Regions from separate parts of the Homo sapiens genome. Here regions 2 and 3 are each linked to region 1. The links are chromatin contacts, found by Hi-C or POLR2A ChIA-PET in ENCODE. All regions are on one chromosome and are shown on one strand. The core of a region is the stretch at or near the end of the contact, and the rest is flanking DNA. Distances in the headings are between cores, read along the strand shown. Region 1 overlaps FNDC3B (fibronectin type III domain containing 3B). Region 2 holds the start of LINC02068 (long intergenic non-protein coding RNA 2068). Region 3 overlaps LINC02068 (long intergenic non-protein coding RNA 2068).

Evidence for each region. A loop is a pair of places that touch in the nucleus more often than their neighbours do. ChIA-PET counts read pairs that join two places held with the same protein, here RNA polymerase II (POLR2A). Pooled maps may share reads with other maps.
Region 2: a map of naive thymus-derived CD4-positive, alpha-beta T cell shows a loop between it and region 1 (2.2-fold over the local background). The contact joins the promoter of LINC02068 here to the enhancer-like site in region 1. A Hi-C loop is called at or near these places in 2 of 168 maps with a recorded cell type or tissue (both naive thymus-derived CD4-positive, alpha-beta T cell), 12 of 37 single-sample maps with no recorded cell type and 12 of 50 pooled maps. POLR2A ChIA-PET finds 5 or more read pairs at or near these places in 1 of 52 experiments (T-cell).
Region 3: a pooled map shows a loop between it and region 1 (5-fold over the local background). The contact joins two enhancer-like sites. A Hi-C loop is called at or near these places in 5 of 50 pooled maps. POLR2A ChIA-PET finds 5 or more read pairs at or near these places in 2 of 52 experiments (activated CD4-positive, alpha-beta T cell and activated naive CD4-positive, alpha-beta T cell).

What each region holds. Positions count from the first base shown.
Region 1 is chr3:172,107,406-172,111,935 of GRCh38, reverse strand. The region is part of intron 1 of FNDC3B (fibronectin type III domain containing 3B); the gene reads right to left. Among named protein-coding and RNA genes, the nearest start is that of FNDC3B, 70 kb to the right of the region's middle. Within about 2 kb of position 3,280, at least 4 of the 41 ENCODE cell types and tissues checked have a DNase peak (open chromatin) inside an H3K27ac peak, as active enhancers do.
Region 2 is chr3:172,592,950-172,597,479 of GRCh38, reverse strand. LINC02068 (long intergenic non-protein coding RNA 2068) reads left to right here and starts at 1,873. Exons shown (of 4, transcript NR_146714.1): 1 at 1,873-2,077; 2 at 2,899-3,019. RefSeq lists a silencer at 1,067-1,361 and enhancers at 4,130-4,269, 4,332-4,530.
Region 3 is chr3:172,560,475-172,565,004 of GRCh38, reverse strand. It overlaps LINC02068 (long intergenic non-protein coding RNA 2068), which reads left to right. Exons shown (of 4, transcript NR_146714.1): 4 at 3,936-4,104. Among named protein-coding and RNA genes, the nearest start is that of LINC02068, 33 kb to the left of the region's middle. Within about 2 kb of position 2,069, at least 17 of the 41 ENCODE cell types and tissues checked have a DNase peak (open chromatin) inside an H3K27ac peak, as active enhancers do.

The DNA of each region.
Region 1 (4,530 bases), core at 2,031-4,530:
AGTATAAACGAACAAATATAAATACACACACACGCTCTCACACAATTTTAAATGATCTCAGGAACAAATTGCCATATAGCTCGCAGTTAAATTTATCACTCATAATAGAGTCCCCAAAATTTCAAATTCAAGGACATTTGGTCAATGAACCCTTTAATACTTAATATTCAAATCAGACAAAATAATGGGGCAAAATTGTTAATAACTGCCTCAAATATGTCTCAGGTAGATATGACAGAAATAAAATACTTATTCTCATTCTTAAACACGTCCACTCTAAACGTCAAGCATACCTCTCCTCCCTCCATCCCACCCAAAAAAAGTCCTCCCTTGGAAGTATCAAAAGATATATAAAAGCCACCCAAGAGATTATAAACTTTTTTACTTTAAATAGGCAAAATTTTACCTGTTTATTATACACCCATTTGGAGAAACTAATTATTTTAAGCACCAAAAAATGAAGTCTTATCCCAACTAGAAAAGCAAATTCTATAATAACAGGTCTTATAATTCGGTGTTAATAGTACCATCATGCTGTTTTATGAGGCAATTACTCAGTTCCTAAGCAAATAAAAGTACCAAGCCCAAAGCCTGATAGTTTATCCTCATGAAAGAAAACAGATTCTTTTACAATTAAAATTAAGATAATCCCTGTTGACACTATCATGACTTAATTGTTTGAACTATGAACAGGTCAAATGATGGAGAAGAAATCTAATGTCTATTTCAATTTCATTCCTAATATACTTTATCTTACTAATAATGCATAAGAGAAAAATGGCTATTTTCTCAAATTGATGACATTACACAGGCCTATCTTTTTTTTTTTTTTTTTTTTTAATGGAGTCTCACTCTGTTGCCCAGGCTGGAGTGCAGTGGCATGATCTCAGCTCGCTGCAACCTCCACCTCCCAGGTTCAAGCGATTCTCCTGCCTCAACCTCCTAAGTAGCTGGGATTACAGGCACGCACCACTATGCCCGCCTAATTTTCATATTTTTAGTAGAGACAGGGTTTCGCCATGTTGGCCAGGCCAGTCTTGAACTCCTGACATGACCTCAGGTGATCCACCTACCTCGGCCTCCCAAAGTGCTAAGTATGATGTCTTATTTAATGTTTCTTCAAAATCGCAGGTTGGATTAACAGGGTGGTTATTTACATTAGGGGGTCTGAGTATAAGGATCTAAGGGTGGAGAAGCAATTTCACCTTTTCTTCCCTCCTCCTTGGGCACTTGCTATTGAGGCTGTGGTGCAGACTGTGGCTCTGTTGTCTTCTCTGCATCCCCTCTGCTACATTAGCGAGTGCCAAAGCCCTCTCCTGCTTGGCATAGCTCTGACATCTTACAGGTGAGCCTAAGGATAGAACCTCTTCTCTCTTATCCAACAAGGCAAGAGGAGTAAACCCATTTCAGGGCCTCACTCTAGGTCCCTTCAGCCTCCATAGGTCCTTCTATTAGGCCAGCGTACAGTAAATAATGATACAGGTTTAGAGAGTTCAAATGGGAGGGAGATGAGGGTCCTTAGGACCTGCTTTGGGCTGAAGCTGTCTATACTCCATGTGGTCCAACCCATCTAACCAAAGTTTTGAACACTTGGATTTGCAGCTCAAATCCAAATAATGGTGCTACTTTGTTCCTATTTCTCATTGTTTCTTGTGTGAGTCCTGTGAGGGAATGGGGAGGTTGAACTGAGTAAGAGAAGACAGTTGTGATCTGGTACAATATTTAGGCATTCCTGGTCTCCTGTCTCTAGTACCGAAGAATGTCTGAACACCAACAACACATCTAACACTAACAACTCTAACCTTCTGGTAGGCATTGTGTTAACTAACAGGACCGCTGTCAATGAGACATAGCAATCCAACCCCGCTAAATAGCACCCTTAAGCACAGGTGTCAAGTCCTAAGCAGGGCATTAACTCCAGGTTCTGCAAGTGTGGGATAAGGTAGATGGATCCCCCAGACCCAGGCCCACAAAGGCCTTACAGAAGTAGGATAGAAGAGTATGGGGACTGACACAGATGTGCAAAACCATCTCTTTTCATAAGGCATTTTACCCCCCAAATAAACCAAAGAAGTCCACTGGCACAAGGAGATCATTATATTTGCTTTTGAAAACTTCATAGACAACTTTAGGTGAGATGCCTGAATCTTTTTCTCTACTACGTGATGGACTTTCCACCTCATACAGTGTTCAGTGGTTACTAGAAATGACTGGGAAGGGATGGAGGAAGGGGAGACAGGGAGGCTGTATGTACAAACACTCCTGAGAAAGATCAAGTGGGAACATATGAACATCATACACTCCTAAGTTTCAATTCAACCACCCAACAGTCACACCGTTGATCATGGAGAAAACAGAAGAAATAATAAAAGTGAATAAAGGCCACTGTGAGCCCAGCAGTCTCACTTAGCCATAACCAGTATTGCTGATCTTTTCCCTCAGCCACCAGCTTGCTAGAATCCAAGGCCTTCGGCCGGGCGCGGGGCTCACGCCTGTAATCCCAGCACTTTGGGAGGCCGAGGCGGGCGGATCACGAGGTCAGGAGATCGAGACCATCCCGGCTAAAACGGTGAAACCCCGTCTCTACTAAAAATACAAAAAAATTAGCCGGGCGCAGTGGCGGGCGCCTGTAGTCCCAGCTACTTGGGAGGCTGAGGCAGGAGAATGGCGTGAACCCGGGAGGCGGAGCTTGCAGGGAGCCGAGATCCCACCACTGCACTCCAGCCTGGGTGACAGAGCAAGACTCCGTCTCAAAAAAAAAAAAAAAAAAAGAATCCAAGGCCTTCTTTGTAATCCCTAACAGTTTCACCAGAGATAAACCAGACTTCATCCTGACAAGAATATAAGGTAACAGATTCAGCTAGATGGGGCCTACATGCAGCCAACGATGTTTAAATCCCCATTTCTGTGCTCCATGCACACACAGAGAGTACTTTTATTTGCCTAGAATGCAAGAGACATACAAAGAAATGAATTATTTCGAGGCAAGGAACTGCCCAACTACTTAAAAGCCAACTGCCTGCCAAGCTGTCCCTTAAAATGATCATAAAATAGAAATGACTTAGTCTATGCTCCATAGAAAACAGACTAGAGAAAAGGCAAGGAGGAAAAGCATAAAAGCATGAAAACATAAAACTTAGCGTTCACAGTAGTATCTTTTTGGTTATTCCCCAGGCATGAAAAGGGAAACGTAGTGAGTGTTCCCAGTAGAAAGTCACAGATTCAGGTTGTGAAGTGGGGAAACCACATTGCAAAACCATCAACAGTTAAAGCAGGTTAAGTCAGGCCAGGAGGCCTGGGAAGGCTTGTCATGAGCAGTCATCACTCTATAGTCACAGCAACCCAAAAGTGAACCTCCTCTGTTTTAACCAGTAACTGAGACAAAACTACACGTGGACTTAACTCTCAACAGGGTGGCTCAACTCAGCTGTGAGGAGACCTCAGGAATACCTACCTGATGAAAGCCGACAAGGCTTTTCAATGGAATTAAAAGAGGAAGCAATGGATGTGGAAGGCTTTCATCCATACAGTTAACTTTAAGAACTAAAGCTTACTCTATTTGTTTGTAATGATTGCGAATGGAAATTACACATGTTCTTCATTAAAGAGCAGGCTGGCCACAGCTTTTTTCTTAGGGATTTCAGGACAGTTTATAAGAATACTGTATTCAGTCATAAGGTGATGGATGAGGATGTTACTGAAACATTTTGACCTTACATATACAGAGCTATTATCACCCCACCTCTACTTTTTTTTTTTCTTTTTTTTGAGACAGAGTCTCACTCTGTTGCCCAGGATGGAGTGCAGTGGCGTGATCTCAGCTCACCACAAACTCCGCCTCCTGGGTTCAAGCTATTCTCCTGCCTCAGCCTCCCGAGTAGCTGGGACTACAGGCACGTGCCACCATGCCCAACTATTTTTTGTATTTTTAGTAGAGACGGGGTTTCACTATGTTGACCAAGCTGGTCTCGAACTCCTGACCTTGTGATCCGCCCGCCTCGGCCTCCCAATAAGTTCTTATGCTTAATTTTAATGTTTTTTTTTCTTTCTCTTTTCTTCATTAACCACACTCCCTCCAGTCTCAGGGCCTTTTCCTAAATTTGCTGTCTTAAATTTTCTTTGGGCTGAGCGGCCAGATTGTCAGTTACATACACACACAGAGAGGAGTCCCTGAGTACAGTTTCAGAAGTTCCTCGTGCGCTTTGTGCAGTCTTCCTTTTCACCACCAGCTGATCATCAGCTGTGAAGGTAGCTGAGCAGGCCAGATGTGTGATCTCTGGATAACCGCACTGTAACTCATTTTCATCTTAGTCAAAAAGTCTCAGTAGAAACCACCCTGACTAACACTCATCTTCTTGGTCTGGGTTCCTTCTTTCCTAGACAGATGTGTATCTGAGCTGGCCAAATCTATCACAGGACTCAGGCATTTTGGTCAAGGCTGTACCACATCCACACTGTCCCCCAACACACCACGGAGATGTGATCATGAATCCATTCTTGAAATCAACTACCCTTTACAAATGAAGAAAT
Region 2 (4,530 bases), core at 624-3,123, 490 kb before region 1:
AATTGATGAAAACCCTTGATTTAAAAAATGTTTTTGGTAAAAAAGATCCCCTTTGATGGTGTTACCGAAAGGTAGTATGAGCTAAACAAAGTCGCACTGTGCCATCCTATAATTTTGTCCAAGAAAATGTGTCCTCTTCATGCCAAATCAACTCCTCAACATTCTTTGGGCTAAGAATTAATGCATAGTTGCAAATAACCATATACATTTTGTTAATTTTAAGATAATTATTTTTATTATTTACCTTGAAATATGCTCTTTATTGTAAGAGGATTAATTAACTTTGGCCCTTTCCTGGTATCATTTATCCTTGGATACTGAGTGCGTCTTATAATTCTGTTTTCTATGAAGAACTTTAGAGATGGAGCTTGTTTGTTGTATTCACACTTGTATGAGGCATTTTGTAAAGAAGTTCTTTACTTTGCAGATAGATAGCATAATAGAAGCACAGGGCAGACAGATGATCTGCAAAGGTCACACTAACAGTGTTTACATTTATGTCTGACTCCACTGCCTACTCTCTTTAGGTCAGAATGCCTCCTAGGCCCTCAAAAGCGGAGGCAGCCAGAAACCCAGCATTATTCTTTCTAATCCTCAGTCCTGTAAATGAGAAAATGATGTCTTACTTTTATAAAGTACTACTAATAATAGGGTCTGCATAGGGTACATGAGTGGCAAAGCACCTTCACAAACATATCATTTGGTCTTCTCTTATCACCCCAGGAAGTGGTGAAGAAGCAGGCAAGTGGGAAACTGAGGCTCGGAAAGCTAAAATGGCTTGTCTGAGGACCCACAGCTCAAAAACAGCAGTGTTGTGCCTGAAACTTAACACTTTTAGACTGTGGTGCCGAGTTCTGTTCTCTGTACCTCTCTGGTTTTTGGCATGAAAATAAAGCAGGGAAAGTTAGCAAAGAAATTCATTAACAAAGTTACCATTTAAATAACCTCTCCATCAAATACATGGTCTTCATACTGCAACATTTCCAGGTGAATAACTTTGGTGTTTCTCTTCTGACAGTGGCGTTCACAATACATACAAGAGGGAGCTTGGAGATCACACATTTCCTTACCTTGGAGGCTGAAGAAGATCCTGGTTTATGAACTCTCTGTTAGTAAGAAAACCAGCAAAAAGGCCTTTCAGATTCTCCGTCCCATATAGTGTGCTATTCAGGAGAGCCGATAGAGGGCGGTTACTGAACACAGATCGTGTGAAAATTAACAGCTTCCGAACTGATTTCTTTGCATTGGCTTTGTCAGTTTTACTTTCTATTTCTTGGGAAATATTTCTATTTCTAGTTCTATTAGATTTCTATTTCTATTCGTTTCTATTTCTTGGGAGTATGTCAGGGGAAGGCCAAGATCATAGCAGCAACGCAGACAGGATTTATGAAGTCTGCTTACCATTTCTCATAGAACTCTAGATTCTCCAAGCCTACAAGATTCTCCAAGCCTACAAGATTTATTCTAATAACCCCTGAAGTTAATCAGATTCATCTTATCCCTGACTCCTCACCCCTCTTCTCTCACCAATACACATGTCCTCTTGCTCCTGGTAATAACACAAAAACAACATGGTTAAATTTTGGACTGAACAATTACTAGGCAAGAGAAAGCACAAAATCCTTTGGTCTTGCACAGCTAATGGTAAGCAGCAACTGGAAATAAAAACAAATACACATTATGAGTTCAGCTATATCTCAAGTTAGTTTTTTTGCTTTTGCTTTTGTTTTCTTTTCCCTGCTCTATTAATGAGTTAATCAATTAAGATTTTCTTTCCTTGCATGGAAAGATTTTTGGCTTTGTTTTTAGATTAAGAAAGCTTTTCTCAGTTTCTTAGTTAATTATGAACATGCACTATCACATCATCTTGGACTCAATTCAAAAACTTATCTAAAACATGTAATTACTGGGAAATTCCAGATTAATTTCCTGCAAGTTTTAGTTAGTTAACGATTGTGTTAAACACTTAAGAGAGCAGCTCCTAGATGACTAAACCTGCTCAGCTGAAATCAAATGCTCTCATGCTTCCCTGAATGGACACACACAGAGTCTCTTCACCTGAGGAATAAAGTGTAAGGTGAGGACCCGGTTCTTACCTAAGAGAACAAAATAGCAAAGACACCTCTATAGCTTTGAGAATACGGACATGTTGGGCCGGGTGCGGTGGCTCATGCCTGTAATCCCAGCACACTGGGAGGCCGAGGCGGGTGGATCACCTGAGGTCAGAAGTTCAAGACCAGCCTGGTCAACATGGTGAAACCCCATTTCTACTAAATATACACAAATTAGCCAGACGTGGTGGTGGGCGCCTGTAATCCCAGCTACTCAGGAGGCTGAGGCAGGAGAATTGCTTGAATGCAGGAGGTGGAGGTTACAGTAAGCTGAGATTGCGCCATTGCGCTCCAGCCTGGGCAACAAGAGTGAAACTTCATCTCAAAAGAGAAAAAAAAAAGGGATACAGGCATGTCTTCTTGAGTTCTGGGTGAGAAAGAAAAAAAAGAATACAGATATGAAAGCTAGTATATACTCATGTATATATGAATGTATATACATTATATAAAGGTATTTATCTTGAGAGCTTATTGTTTTAATAATAATTCTTTTCCTATGGAGAACTCAAAATAATATATTGAGTCCCTGTCTGCATTGCCTTGGCGGGGAGGGAAGGTCGGAAAGAGAGAGAACAGGAGAAACGAAAGTTCACTTCAGGTCCTAGGTCACGTGGTGAATTTGGCAGAGCTTGACCGGGAACGCCTGCTTTTGTTAGACTTTGAGACTTGTAGGAAAACACTCCAAACAAAGGCCTTAAGACAAATCTACCAGTTGAGGTAGGAAATCCACTGAGATATTTAGTAGACAGAACTTGATAATTTCTTTCCTTTCATATTTTCATTTTAGATCTTCAGAACTTTTATTCAGGGGAGAAAGGCCCAGGTAGCTGCTGCTGTTCAGCTTAAGGCTAATCTGACCTTCTATAACAGGAGTTCAAGTCCCAGAAATCCCTAGTCCTCCATCAGAGGTAAGTAAGGATGGCAGCTGAACCCAAGAAAAGGAGCATGAATGATTAACTCTTCCTTCATTTCACCTCAGAAAATGGGGGCTGGGCGCAGTGGCTCACACCTGTAATCCCAGCACTTTGGGAGGCTGAGGCAGATGGATCACTGAGGTCAGGAGTTTGAGACCAGCTTGGCCAATGTGGTGAAATCCCATCTCTGCTAAAAATACAAAAATTAGCCAGGCGTGGTGGCGTGTGCCTGTAATCCCAGCTACACCAGAGGCTGAGGCAGGAGAATTGCTTGAACCCAGGAGGTGGAGGTTGCAGTGAGCTGAGATCACGCCATTGCACTCCAGCCTGGACAACAAGAGTGAAACTCCATCTCAAAAAAAAAAAAAAAAAAAAAAAGGAAAGAAAGAAAGAAAAGAAAAATAAAATGTGGGGAAAAATATTTTACTTTAATACTTTGCCTGCCCTGTCAAGACGTAGTTCATCATGCTTTGTGGGGAAAAAATTCACAATTAAAAGGATTTAGCTCTGTGTGACAGCTGATATTCTTAACTGCAACGGTCTTTCTGAGGAGTTATTATTTCAAAGAAAAAAGTGCATTGAGGACAATAAATATGTTTATTTTCATTGGTAAAGAAGGAAAGTAGAATAAGTTTTCATATTTGTTTTTAAGAATATGAATTCTACTCTGTTCTTTGCAATGTTTTCTATCTTCTAGCAAACACATTAAAAGGGCATTTATTTTTCTTACGCTCAACCAGAAGCAGCTAGTGTGTACTGCTCTCACAGAGAGAAATAGATGGGGCGAGTAAATACTGCACTTTCAACCGAAACATACAGATACACATGTTGGAATTCATCAAGAAAACAACCTGACCCATGGAGAATGGAGAAAAGCAGGGCAGGACAACCGCCCACACGGGAGAAACATGGAGCCAGGGGAACCTCCCCATCCAGGGAAGCCGTGAGTGAATGAGCGACCCTGCGGACCAATGCTTCTCCCATGGATCGTTGCTACTCTTGGGTCAGGAGATCCCCTCATGAACCCACTCCACTAGGGCCTTCAGTCAGATACACAGAGCTATGGGGAGTCTTGGCAGAGCAGCCGCTCAGGTACACACGGAGCCCCAGGAGCCTTAGATATCCTGGCTTCCTGGCAAAAGTAACTGCTACTCCAGCCAAGTGGGAGGTTAGACCCCCATACCTACTCCTATGAAAGGGGCTGAATCCAGGGGGCTGAGCAGCGATGATCTGCAGGCCTCACTTCCATAGCACTTCAGAGGTCACAGGATAAGACCCACTGGCTTGGAACTCTAGCCAGCTGCTGGTAGCAGCATTACACATCCCTGAGAGGGAGCTCTCAGAGGAAGGGGTAGGCGGCCATCTTTGCTGTTTCACAGCCTCAGTCCTTGTTGCCTTCAGGCTTTAGAGAGTGCAAGGTGATCCATCAGTGACTGGAGTGGACCCCCCAGCACAACATGGCTGTCCTGTGGAAAAGTGGCCAGACTGCTTTTTTACACAAGTCT
Region 3 (4,530 bases), core at 820-3,319, 450 kb before region 1:
TACTTTAGTATATTCTTTAATATAACCATGCAACAATAATCAAATCAAGACATTAACATTGATCTAATTCTACTATCTGATATACAGACCTTATTCAGATCTAGCCAATTATTCCAATAATGGTCTTTATAACAGATGAAAGTCTTGGATCAGGCACTACATTCAGCTGTCACGGCCTTTTAGTCTCCATTATTCTCAAACATTTCCTCAGTCTTACCGTGTTTCATGATATGGACATTTTTGAAGAGTACAGATGACTCATTTACTAGAATGTCCCTCAATTTGGGGTTGTCAGACCGTTAAATTGAGGTTATACAACCTTTGTCAGGAATATCATTCAAGTGTTGTGCTCTGCTCAGTGCAGCGTGCTAGGAGGCACATGATGTTGATTCGTACCTTTGCTGGTGTTGCTGACTTTGGCCAATTGTCTAAGGTGGTGTGGTAGAGGTTCACTTCTGTATATTTCTTCTTAATATTTTAATTTGCTTTGTTGGGTCTTACAACAACAACAAAAAACAAATTCACATTTGCTAGGAGCTAAAGGTAAAAAATTAGAAAGCATTCCAGCAGGGATTACGTTTAAGAAAGTATTGTACAAACTAGAAAAGCCTTTAAATGAATGCAAAAAGTATTATTCTTATTTTTAGCAATGATTTTTCTTTTAACATTTCCTAGTAAAAAAAATGATTTAAGGTGAAAAAGTAAGTCTGTCTGCTTTTTCATCTGAATTTTGTCAGATAAAATAACCAAATGAAAAGAGAATCAATCCAAAGCCTGTATTTCCTCATAAAGAATAGTCTATTGTTCTCAGTCTTGTGATCTCCAATCATTCACTTACACCTTGAAAAAAATTACTTATAGTCTCTGAGTTTTAATTTCTTCTTCTATGAGAGAGACAGAGAGAGAAAGAGAGGAAAAAAAGAGAAAGAGAGAGGAGAGAGAGGACACTCAGGTTGCAGAATAGTTGAGAAGAATAGATATAAAATACAATGCACTTAGCATAACGCTTAGCAAGGTTAAGGTGAAAAGAAGGCAAATTACTGTGAAAGTAGCGCCCATCAGTACTTCGTGTGAGTCTCCATGAGGCAGGTAGATAAATATTTATTATTATCTGCATTTTATATGTGGCAATCATCTCCAAGATCACATAAATCAAACCAGTTATGAGGGTGGTACCTGCTTTGGGGTTGCCTTTTTATTGTTTTTTCTTCTACATTATGGCTATAACCTTGTGCTTTCTGCCTGAAGAATTCACTTCACATTTAAACGTATATACAGTTTTGTTTACATTTCTCATAGGTTCAATTCAGGTCAAAATGTGACCACACAAAAGGTAATAAGAGCCTCTATTTAATATCAGTTAAATCATCTGTTCTTTTATCTTCTGGGTTGAAAAATAAGTTCCCAATAGCAAGAAAGGTGACCTGAGTTCAACTGCAAAACAAAGTCATATATCAGTGCTGTAGGCACCAGCAATAAACATTTCTTTAATTTGAATTCAGGGGCATTCTCACCATCAGACTAGTACAATCAAAACAACATTGCTTTTCTACCGAGTAACCTTCACTTTGACCAGTGACCGTACAAACATGTATGATTCATTTCACTGAAAATATATCACCTTGAAAACCTCCCTGAGTGGCCAATAAGTTCATTTCTGTGACACTTAGTTTTCTGATTGCACCTTAACTTTTACCAAACTGTTTCTCAGATCTAGATCTTTGCCTTTTGAATACACTTGCCAAAGTATGAAGTAAAAGTTATTTTCTTTGGTTGTTTATTCTTTGGTTAGGTATTACATAATCCAGAAACCACAGAAAAACAGAACATTGTTAAAGTTAAACAGCTTAAGTTGCCTAATAACTTGCGAAAAGCCAAATTAATAGGAAAGAATGCCAATAGGAAGCTCTCAAGGCAGCTCCTATTCCTGGAATTTTCCGTCTCAGGAAATCCAGGCGTAGGATAGTAAAACCACTCAGACGTAATCACCCTGCCTTATTCCTCAGATGAGTTTCTCTCTCTCTCTCTCTCTCTGTCTCTTTTCTCTCTCTCCCCCACTCTCCCACTCCGCCCTTTTACTGTTTCCTGACTCATTTCCTCACACTTTTTGTGGAAACAAGTTAACATTAATTTTAAAAGTGAAAGCTGGATGCCTATGAATCTTAAAACAACTTTTGAGAAAAAAAAAAAACCTCTTTGTCCTTCTTCTTACATATAAATGCAGGTAATATTATGGGGTCTTTGCTTGCTTTACTTCTTTAGCAAGACAGGACCATTGTTATTAGGATTCTGCACTAAGCCATACTGACTTGATGTTCATCATCAAGGCCAGCTGTGGCTCCATTTATTTTATTTTATTTTTTATTATTTTTTGAGATAGAGTTTTGCTCTTGTCGCCCAGGCTGTAGTGCAGTGGTGCGATCTCGGCTCACTGCAACTTCCGCCTTCCAGGTTCAAGTGATTCAGCCTTCCAAGTAGCTGGGATTACAGATGTTCGCCACCACGCCCGGCTAATTTTTGTATTTTTATAGACATGGGATTTCACCATGTTGGCCAGACTGGTCTGGAACTCCTGACCTCAGGTGATCCACCAGCCTTGGCCTTCCAAAGTGCTGAGATTACAGGCGTGAGCCACTGCGCCCAGCCTCAATTTTAAAATGGGTAAAGTTGAGCTTCATTTCCTCCTTCTCAAAAATGTTTTCCATTTGCCCCTGATGACTCTTGAGTTTCAGGTTCTGTAGATCTTTTCAGTCAATGGTAAAAACACTTTGACAAACTCACTCATTCATACCAGATATTGGCGACCTTATATATAAGTGTTCCCAGAGCACTGCCACTTTCAGAGACTATATTAAAATACAATCATGTGCCGCTTAACAATGATGGGGATGTGTTCTGAGAAATGTGTCATTAGGTGATGTTGTCATTGTGTAAATATCGGATTGTGCTTACACAAACCTAGATGTTATAGCCTTCCAGACCCAGGCTATAGTTTATTGCTCCTAGGCCACAAACCTGTACAGCATGTTACTGTACTAAATACTGCTGGCTATTGTAATACAATGTTAAGTTACAGTAAAAATATGATACAAAAGATAAAAATGCTATGCTTGTATATGGAGCTTGCAGAACTAGAAGTTGCTGTGGGAGAGTCAATGATTGAGTGAGTGAATGTGAAGGCCTTAGGACATTGCTCTACACTACTGTAGACGTTATAAACACTGTACACTTAGGCTACACTAAATCTATTAAACTTTTTTTTTTTTGAGACAGAGTCTTGTTTTGTTGCCCAGGCTGGAGTGCAGTGGCACAATCTCGGCTCACTGCAACCTCCACCTCCTGGGCTCAAGCAATTCTCCTGCCTCAGCCTCCTGAGTAGCTGGGATTACAGGTGCGCGCTACCACGCCCGGCTAATTTTTTATATTTTTGGTAGGGACGGGGGTTTCATCATGTCGGCCAGGCTGGTCTCGATCTCGTGACCTCGTGATCCACCCGCCTCAGCCTCCCACAGCTCTGGGATTACAGAAGTGAGCCATTGTGCCCGGCCACATTTTTTCTTTCTTCAATAATAAATTAAACTTAGCTTCCTGTAACATTTTTAGTTTAAAAATATTTTAATTTTTTTTAAACTTTGTGATTCCTTTGTAATAACACTTAGTCTAAAACACATTGTCTAACTGTACAAACATATTTTCTTTCTTTATATTCTTAGTCTATACGTTTTTCTCTATTTTTAACAATTTTTATTTTTAGTTTTTAAACTTTTCATTAAAAACAAAGACACAAACACACATACTAGCCCAGGTCTACACAGGGTCAGGATCATCAATATCACTGTCTTCCATCTCTATGTCTTACCTCGCAGGGAGACGGGGGCAGTAACATGCATGATCACCAGTATCACTGTCTTCCATCTCTATGTCTTACCTCGCAGGGAGAGGCGGGCAGTAACGTGCATGGAGCTGTCACCTCCTATGACAACAACACCTTCTGGAATACCTCCTGAAGGACACGCCTGAGGATGTTTTACAGTTAACTTTTTAAAAAATACATAAGTAGAAAGAGAACACTCTAAAATAAAAATAAAAGGTATAGTATAATAAACACAATAACAAAGTCACTTATTACTATCAAGCATTGTATGCTGTACATAATTGTATGTGCTATGCTTTTATATGACTAACAGTGCAATAGATTTGTTTACACCACCATCACTAAGGGCATGCAAGTAATGTGTTGTGCTACAACATACTACAACTATGATGCCACTAGGTAACAGAAAATGTTCAGCTCCATTATAATCTTATGGGACCACCTTCCTAGATGCAGTCTGTCATTGATGGAAACGTTGTTACACAGCACATGACTATAGACTAATAGCCATAGATTTATAATATGGGAGGATGTACTATATATGCATTGAAAAGAGCTCTGGAAGGATACCAATACATTACCAGAGGTTGCTTCTGGGCCTTAGGGTATGTGTGGTTTTATATTTTCTCCTTTGCACTTTTCTGTGTCGTATCCAA